Linked DNA regions of Homo sapiens: region 2 is linked to region 1. The links are chromatin loops, found by intact Hi-C in ENCODE. Cell type or tissue: B cell. All regions are shown on one strand.

Region 1 (5,000 bases):
AATGTTAAATTTGGTGTACTATACTGAAGTCAGTGATCAAGGATTGAAGGTAGTGGAATCTGTTCCTCATATGTCATGCATTCCACCTTTGTAACTTTGCTTTTCCTCTCCTTTCTGCTTTAATGTTCTCCCTTCTTCTGTCCAAAGCCTAGCAATCTCCCTAACTAAAGTGCTAAAAGAATTGTCCTCCACTGGAAGTAAAATAGTATCTTCTTTTGCGCTCCCATACCTCTCTACTTTTCTCATAGCACTTAGCCACTTCCTACACTGCATTACAGTAACTTACTATACATCATGTGTTCTCTGTTAGACTATAAGCTGTGTTGCTTCATATTTGTACCCCTCACAGTGGTTTACATGTAGTAGGCATGTGTAAATATATATTGGACCAAAAAAATGGATGAAAGCAGACAAATATTTACAATAATTTTGTGTAACTAAATAGGTTTGTCATCAATTACTAATTTCTTAGTAGAAACATAACTTGATATACTCATTTATATTCATTGGCTTTTGTTAGTTTATAAAGATGCAATCTTGTTTCTGAAAAGCTTGTAATTATTCAGTTTCTTATTCTGATTTTAGGAGTAAATATTTTTTTATTTTATGTAGGATTGCTTTGGAATTTTTGGATTCAAAAGCACTTTGTAGAAATATCCCTCACATGAAAGGAAAATCTGCTATGAAAAAACGACATTTGGAAATTCTGGGGTATCGTGTAATTCAGGTATGAAATACTCATGTAATTCAGCCTCTAAAAAGCCCAGAGACACTAGCTGTACATGTGCTTCCTTTTAATGTGAAAGTTCCAGAATTACCTTTTTAAATATATTTTTTAAAATGTATCACTCAAACAGGCCAGATACAATAGCTCATGCCTGTAGCTACTTGGGTGGCTGAGGTGGGAGGATTGCTTGATCCTAGGAGATTGAGGCTGCAGTGAGCCGTGATCATCCCACTGCACTCCAGCCTGGGTGACAGAGCAAGACCCTGTCTCATAAAAATAAATAAATAAAAGTTGTCATTTATTTTATTGTCTTTAGAATATCCATATCTTATGATTTCTATATCTTACAAAGGAGAGAGGCACTGTAGAGATGGATAGAGTTATCAGAGGAAACAACTAGGTATGAATATAGAAGACTATGTAGGAAAAAATGTCCATCATTGGTATTGTAGGAAAAGGAGGATGAAAGGAGCAGAAAAAAGTATTCTAGGCAATGTCAGAAGGACCCACTTGGCTTCCAGTAGAGGTTCACAGGCTATCCTTATGTAAACTAATTTCATAGGATTCCTACAGCTTTGATCAGTAGTGCTTATATGTCTTCCTCAATGTTTTTTGTTGTTGCTTTAAAACTTTCATTCAAACAACATTACTTATTTTCAGATTTCCCAGTTTGAATGGAACTCTATGGCACTGTCAACAAAGGATGCTCGGATGGACTACCTGAGAGAATGTATATTTGGAGAAGTCAAGTCATGTTTGTAGTTTTTATTTAAAATGAATGTTATCGTGTGTTACATTTGGACCTATTTTAATAAAGTGGCCTGTCTCAATTAAAAAATAGGTACAAATGTCCTAAGGTGGGAACATGCCTGGCATGTTTGAGAATAACAAAGGATCCAGTGTGGCTGGAGCAGAACAAGTGGGGAGTGGGGTGGGAGTGTATAAGAGAAAAGATAAGAGATAACAGAGTCAAATACAACCTCTTGGCTACTCTGAGCGAGATGAGAAGCCATTGGGGGCTTTTCAAGTAAGGAATGATATGAATTCACATTTTAACTGCGTTACTTTGGCTACCTTGTTGAGATAAGAAAAGACTACGATGAGGCAAATGTGTAAGAAAGAAAACTCTTTACGAGGTCATTGCAATAATCCAGACAACAATGGATGGTGGCTTGGAGAGAGTGGTAGCAGTGGAGGTAATAAGAAGTAGTCAGATTTTTTGGATGTATGTTGAAGATAAAGGCAACAGAATTTGCTCACTGATTGGATATGAGGTATGAGACAAATAGGAGTCAAGGATAATTCTAAGTTTTTGTCCTAAGCAACTAAGAGGATGTCATTAGCATTAACTAAGATGGGGATAGTCTATAGGAAGAGCAAGATGGGGGGCAGGTGGTGGGGGTTGATCACAAGTTTGTTTTAGATATGTTGAGTTTGTGATGTCTTTTAAACATCTAAGTGGATATATCAAATAGAGAATTCAGTAAATGAGCTTGGAGGTCAGGGAAGAGGTCCAGGCCCCAGATATAAATGTATAAATGTCAGCAGTATTCAATGCCATGAGAGTAGATGAAATCGCTTAAAATGAGATTAGAGAAGAGTGTGAATGGAGGAGAGGTCTGAGGACTGAGTTTTCAAGTGCCCCAACATTAAAAGATTAAGAGGAAGAGGAGGAATCAGGAAAGGAGACTGAGCAGGGATGGCCAATGAGGTAGGAGGAAGGAAGGTAAGTAATACTTCCTAGAAGCCAAGTGGATAAAGCATTTCAAGGGGGAGGTGAGTAGTTGTATCAGATGCTGCTGATAGGTCAGGAAAGATGACAAATGGGAAATGGCTATTAAATTTAGCAACATGAAAATCATTAGTACTTTGAAAATAGTCGTTTTGAAGTGGTGCATGTGAAAGCCTGACTGGTTCAAGAGAAAATGGGAGGAGATACATTTTCTCCTAAATGGAAGCAAAGAAATGGGGTAGTAGCTGAGTGGACCATCTTGACCTGGTGTAATCCTACACATTGAGGGAATAATGGCTTCTCCCTGTCTTACAACACATTTATTCAATAAAATGGTTACTAAGGGCCTACTGTGTGATATAATCCCCAACCCTTCCTCTAAGAGTGATGGTTTTGTGCTCAGCAGGCCACAGCCTAACTACTCTCAGTTACGCCACCTGGTGGTGGTGGAGGTAATTGACCATCTGAACCGTGGCTATCTTCTGACTCCATGACCTTCTCAATTCATACTATCTCAAAATAAGTTGGTAGCTGGAGTGCCTTCAATCATAAGCATAGCTTTAAAATTTGTGTCTTGCATGTAAATTGCTTCACTGATGTTTGGCTTAGGCTTAGTTGAAGTACATGTTTAAAATATCCAATGACTTTGCATGATTTGAACTCCAATACTTAATGATTTTGTGGAATATTAACTTCACAAAACGTTTTGTGAAAAACAAAATCAGAATAGTAAGTGAAAGATTTCTCATTGTCTCTTCCTCTTTCTGAATTTCCTCATAGTCATATTAGTGGAAATGCTAAATTCAGTGTTTAATTTCCATGAAATGTGTTCCATTTCTCAAGCAAGTGATAACAAGAACTAGACCATTGAATAGGTTAAAATATTTTACTATGCAACTTTAGAATAAAATGATTAGGCTGATGAGGGTTATAAAGGGTTTCCTTTGGATATAAATCATTAAAAATTTAGTCATTATATACTTGTGGTACATGGAAATCTTGATTGAATAACCCTGGTATACTTTCACTAGTTGTTACACATGATCTAACTTTTTACCTGTCACATCTCCTACTCTCTCTAGGCCAGCAGTCCCTAACCTTTTTGCGGAAGACAGTTCTTCCATGGACAGCAGTTGGGGGATGGTATGATTTCAGGATGAAACTGTTCCCCCTCAGATCATCAGGCATTAGTTAGAGTCTCATAAGGAGCATGCAACTTAGTTCCCTCGCATGTACAGTTCACAATAGGGTTTGTCCCCCTATGAGAATCTAAGGTAGCTGCTGATCTGACAGGAGGTGGAGCTCAAGTGGTAATGCTCACTTGCCTGCCCACTGTTCACCTCTTGCTATGTGGCCCAGGTGGGGACCCTTGCTCTAGGCTATCTGATTCAAATGGTTTTCTTTATATAGATACTCTTATTTTTTGATTGATGATTTTTCTATCTAAATAACTTAGATTGTTATAAACAAAAGCATTTTTTATTGAGATATAAATCCCATACTATAAAATTCACCCTTTAAAAGTGTATAATTCAGTGGTTTTTAGTATATTTGTGCAACCATCACCCATATCTGATTCCAGAACATCATCATCCTCAAACCCTGGAAGAAGCATTATTTTTACAACTTAATTTTACATCTATGTAGATTGGCATTCTCTCCCTAAAATTAACCTCAATCCTGATTTTATAGTAAGTACTTCTTACAGTTTTATCACCCAGATGTACATTTCCGGACACCATTATCCCTGTGGCCCCCTCTTCCTCTACACTTTTGAGTCTGTCTTTATAAGTGCCCCTTCCTCTTCCTAACAGTTTATTTGTTGAAGAACCTGTAGGATTTTCCACTTTGGGAATTTCATGATTCTGTATTCATGCTATAATTTAAGAAAAGTATTTTTCAATATAGAAAAGTAATCAGGATTCTACTTTAAATACCCAAAATAAAACTTGTTTCTGTTAAATATATTTCTGTATTTATGGTAGAGAAAAAAAGGTGTATGGACACTTAGATCTGTTCTTTATGCAACTCCTTGACAAATAATCATGAATGTTCCAAATTAGTCCCAAGTCAGGTTTTTCAGAAAATAATATGGGTAAGGATAGAAGTCAAATATATGTCTATGAAAGCTATGTGAGACTCATAAGTTGGTGTGTGGCTAAAAGTGATGATTAATTGATGACTTGCACAGAGTTGAATGTGATGGTTATGAGCAGATTGAGGAGTCAACTTACTATATGCACTAAGAAGGAACAGTGAATGGAGGATATCACATCCCAGAAAATGAAATAATACAGTCACCTTCCTTGCTGTCAGAAATTTAGCAAATAGGTAGCCCTTTCATGGAGTGTAGCCAAAATTTAAACCAGTGAATACACTTCCTCCTCCACATCACCCACTGACCCCAACTGCTGTCCCAGCAGTTTAAAGAATCAATCCATTTCCTAAGGGTGCTCCCTCACCCTCCTGCCACAGATGCTGTAGTTAATGGCTTGAAGACTGTGATTTACTGGTTTTAAATTAAAATTTTAAAAATTTGAT
Region 2 (5,000 bases), 350 kb before region 1:
CCAATTACTTCCTTCTTTGGCATACGAAGAATTAGCAGTCTTACTTCCACCATTCCCCTCCCCTATCTTCAAAATGGAATTATTACAGTTTAGTTAAAATAATAATGTTTATATGTTTTTGAAAGTCTATTTTAAATATCAGAAAATTTTTCCCATTTGTCATTGTAACAATATGATTCTCAGAAGTTATTTTGTTACAAAACAGAAGCAAAATTTATAAGCTAACCATTTACATAAGTTTTTTAAATTACTCTATTTTATTTAACTAACACACATACAGTGTTTACAATATGCTGGGCACCAGGGCTGTAAGTGCTTACATATGTTAACTCATTCAATCCTCATAATATTCTCATGAAATAAGTACTATTATTATCTCCATTTCACAGATAAGGAAATGTAGACATGAAGAAGTTAAGACACTTGCCCAAGGTTACACTACTAATAGGTAAAGGAGCCAGAAGTCAAACCCAGGCAGTCTAATTCCAGAGTCAGACTCCTACACAGCATAATAAACTGCCTCTCCAATCTGATGAAAATTCTTGAAAATTGCCCAAAATGAGACTCCACAAAATGTAACATTGTGTGAAAGCCTTTTTAGAGGGGAAAAACTATAAAATTTAAATTTTAAGGTATTAAATCAATTACAAGACTTCCACAACAGAAATCATCCCTTTAAAAGGAGTATATTTGGCTTAATTCACATTACATTATCAACTCAAAATGAATTTCCAAAAGAAAAAAGATATATATGTTTAAATGTAATTTTATTTTTTAGATTTTAATTAAATGTATTAGAAATATAAAATTTAAGTTGAATAAGCAACAAGATTATAAGCAAATATAACAGCAATTTTTCTCTTATAAATTATGTAATAAAATATAGAAATATAACAATGATTTTTCCTATTTATTATTAATAAACACTATAAAAATTGAAATTTCAAATTGATGGTCTTTTTCCCAGTACATAGTTTTAAAAAAAAATCCCTGACATGTAAAATGTAACTTTATTATACGATTAGAAAAACAGTTCCATTTCATAGTCTTTTAATAAATTATCCTAAACTTAGCGAAATTTTCAAAAATAATTTCATTGTACATATGACAACTATACGGGTAAATTTGGGGATAGCCTCTGAGGAGAAATCTCTACCTCTTTCTACCCACTTTTAAACTGTGAAAAAGAAAAATGAATTATAAACAAGAAGTAAAAATCTAGTTACACACCTCGTTCTCTCACTAAGTAATTGTGTGATCTAGGCTTCCCAGAAGCCATTATGGGCTTCAGTGTCCTTGTCTATAGAATGAGAAACTTAAACTACATAATGCCTACAAATCTATACAGTTTCAGAACTATAAAGAAGTATAAAATAATAAAAAAGTATAAAAAAGCACAAAATTGTACTTTTTAAAAAGTTTTGAACTTTAAATCTCACCTCATCTGAAGAATCCACTTGTCCCAAAGTTCCTGTTGCGCCTATGAAACCTTTGGAGGAGAAGAAAAATAGTTGTCCTTCATAGTTGCTACATATTGCTTTATTTTCAAATTATTCTGAGAAATACAAATATCAAAAAGCTAAGTTTTGTTACGTTAGGACACCTCATTCTAACAGTTATCTTGGCAAAGTCCAACTTTTTTTTTTTTTTTTGAGACGGGATTCTCGCTCTGTTGCTCAGGCTGGAGTGCAGTGGCGCAATCTCACCTCACTGCAACCTCCACTTCTCAGATTCAAGCAATTCTCCTGCCTCAGCTTCCCAAGTAGCTGGGCTTACAGGCGCCTGCCAGCACGCCCAGCTAATTTTTGTATTTTAGTAAAGACGAGGTTTCACCATGTTGGCCATTTTGGCCTCAAAACTCCCGACCTCAGGTGATCCACCCACCTCGGCCTCCCAAACTGCTGGGATTTATAGGCATAAGCCTCCGTGCCCAGCCTCCAACATTTATCTCAAATAAGTTTGGACCTAATAGGTTGATACTTCAATAGGAATTCTCCAGTGAAAACTCAGATTTAATACAGTTATTACAAATGGTGTTTCAGAAGGATCTCTTTTTAGTTTTAAACCATAGTTTACTAAAATATTGAGGCAGTAAAGTTTTGGGCTACTCTTGAATAGCAACTGTACATTTTTCATGAGTTAGAACCAGAACCTTAATAAGCTAATCAAATTCCATTTAAGAAAAATGCATTCTCTTCTTTGGTCAATCTATTCTTTTTTGCCTCTAAATTTTTACTACTTTTATTACTTTTCTTAAAAAGAATAATACTGTTTTAGTTCAAAATAATTTTTTTCAATAATGAGTAAAGTTTGAGAGGTTTTTTTGGTTTTAATACAGAAAAGTTACAACTGTTCAAATTAAATATTTAGACAAACCTTGAACAGCCAGAGAACTAGTACCAGCAGATGGCTCCTGCACACCATATACAAGCTTATCCTCAGGATATGTAAGTCCAGAGCTCTTTAAAGCTATAAGGTACTTTTCATGACTTTTCTTTACACAAGCATTTTCTCCAAGACCTAATTAAAACAAACTTCAAATCAGAAAAAAATATTCCATTCAAAATCTCAGTATGGTCTTTTCATTAACTAGTATCTATAAATAGGTGAATATTCTAATGGAGTGGGAGCCCTAGAATGAATAATATAAGATAGCTTCAAATAACACTTTTGTGCTTATGTTTAGCACTAACAATCCGAGAATACACAGCATGTTTATACCAAATAATGAAATCTACAAAGTAGGTGGGCATCTAAAATATCCAAGGGAATGTGGGGCACAAGAATTAATAAGACATGATCCGAACTTTAAAGGAACCTGAAAATTACAGTAAAGAAAGTCAGAGAGGTAATATGGTAGATAATAATTATGTAGCGGAATTCACCTTCTGGTTTGACAGTCTGTGCTCTCGTAATACCAAGCATGCAGTTATCGAAAGCAGAGTGCTTGGGAAAGGCGTATGAATGTTTTGTATAACAATACACCATTCAACAATTCCAAGTTTTATAACTTAAGCTGTATATTAGAAAATCCTAGGCGATACAACACAAAAACTTAAAATATCAAAAGTGAAAACATAGACATGATGGTTGTTACTGTTAAAGAAAGGGGATCACTTCTCAGCCTTGCGTTTAAAGAAAGAGACGTAGGGCCGGGCGTGGTGGCTCATGCCTGTAATCTCAGCACTTTAGGAGGCCAAGGCTGGCAGATCACCCGAGGTCAGGAGCTCAAGACCAGCCTGGCCAACATGGTTAAAACCCTGTCTCTACAAAAATACAAAAATTAAAATTAGCTGGGCATGATGGCAGGTACCTGTAATCCCAGCTACTCGGGAGGCTGAGGCAGGAGAATCGCTTGAACCCAGGAGGCAGAGGTTGCAGTGGGCTGAGATCACGCCACTGCACTCCAGCCTGGGCAACAGAGCAAGACTCTGTCTCAAAAAAATACAATACAATACAATACAATACAATACAATACAATAAAGAGAGGCAGAGCATAATTATCATGTCACACCAAAAGTTAGGAGACCTAGGTTCCAGTACCAACTCCAACATAAATTAATTGTGAGGTTTAAACAGGCCATTTCATTTTCCTAGGGCTCAATTTCCTCATCCATAAAACAAGAAGTTCTCTTGCCAGGCGCAGTGGCTCACGCCTGTAATCCCAGCACTTCGGAAGGCCAAGGCGGGCGGATCATGAGGTCAGGAGATCGAGACCATCCTGGCTAACACAGTGAAACCCCGCCTCTACTAAAAATACAAAAAATTAGCTGGGCGTAGTGGCGGGCGCCTGTAGTCCCAGCTACTCGGGAGGCTGAGGCAGAATGGCGTGAACCCAGGAGGCGGAGCTTGCAGTGAGCCGAGATTGCGCCACTGCACTCCAGCCTGGGCGACAGAGCTAGACTCCGTCTCAAAAAAAAAAAAAAAAAGAAGTTCTCTTAATAACTTCCAGCTTTAGCATTCTATGAAAATTCTACAATTTACCTTTAAGTTCTAAAAGACTCAATTTCTTATCATTATAGTAAGATATGAAAACTATAAATTTCTTCTAACATTTTACTCACCAGAAGTCAGATCTTTGTAGTTTTGTTGGTTTGTCAAAACCTGAGTAAGAACAGACCGCATTGCTCCTCCCATTTTAGTCAGGTCTTCTAAAAAGGAAATTTGAGGTTCCAAAAGCTGAAGGACTTTGTTAAGGTCCTTTTCTGATGGTCCATCAGCTGCTAAAAGAAAAAAAGAAAAAAAATCAAATAAGGGTAATTTTGTTTAAAATATCTTACTAAAAATAACAGTATTTATTCTTTTAAAATTATAATGGCTTAAATTATAGTATTTTATAATCAAAAAAGTCAATACAAGAACTCTGTTTAGAAATTGGTATCTGCCCAGCACCTAGCCAAGCAAGGGTAGACTTGCTCAGGAATTCAGTCCTTTGGAAAACAGTAGATGGAAAAACACAGATGACCTCCTAAGATATGAAGCACTTAATTTGTGTAAGAAGCATTTAAATACAAAAAATTAACCAAGTGTGGTGGTGCGCGCCTGTAGTCCCAGCTACTCAGGAGTCTGAGGCAGGAGGATGGCTTAAGCCTGGAGGTGAAGGTGGCAGTGAACTGAGATCATGCCACTGTACTCCAGCCTGGGCAACAGAGTGACACCCCATCTCAAAAACAACAAAAAGAAGCAGCAGCATTTGATCTGTGGGCCCTATACTTCCACATATATAAATGTCATCATAAGATCATTTCAAAAAAAGATAGTATTTAAGAAAAAGTTTAGATCACATCCTAGAATAAAACAAGATATAATTCAAATACATTGAGAGTAGTATAAGAGTATTATGTCAAATTTAAACCTGTATAACAAATAACCTATCCCCTATAATATTCCAAAAATACAGATACATGTTAGCTGAAGGTCAAAGCAACTAAAGTGAAAGATAACTTTTCATAAATATGAATAATTGTATTAAAAACTAAAAAAAAAACAGGCAAATAGAG

Evidence for each region. Peaks named below come from ENCODE experiments on the same cell type or tissue, not always from the same donor. Only the 100,000 strongest peaks of a DNase experiment are listed, where the experiment ranks them.
Region 2: a loop joins it to region 1, with 21 times the contacts of the local background. A loop is called at or near these places in 8 of 110 quality-filtered maps.

What each region holds. Positions count from the first base shown.
Region 1 is chr2:169,526,314-169,531,313 of GRCh38, reverse strand. FASTKD1 (FAST kinase domains 1) reads left to right here. Exons shown (of 15, transcript NM_024622.6): 14 at 613-727; 15 at 1,388-2,806. The coding sequence ends at 1,489. Among named protein-coding and RNA genes, the nearest start is that of KLHL41, 19 kb to the right of the region's middle. In B cell, CTCF peaks have their summits at 2,699 and 2,906 (motif pointing left); a DNase peak (open chromatin) is centred at 2,873; H3K27ac peaks cover 321 bases.
Region 2 is chr2:169,875,014-169,880,013 of GRCh38, reverse strand. UBR3 (ubiquitin protein ligase E3 component n-recognin 3) reads right to left here. Exons shown (of 39, transcript NM_172070.4): 3 at 4,065-4,223; 4 at 2,377-2,520; 5 at 1,440-1,489. Among named protein-coding and RNA genes, the nearest start is that of UBR3, 50 kb to the right of the region's middle. In B cell, no CTCF peak of the experiment used is centred here; no DNase peak of the experiment used is centred here.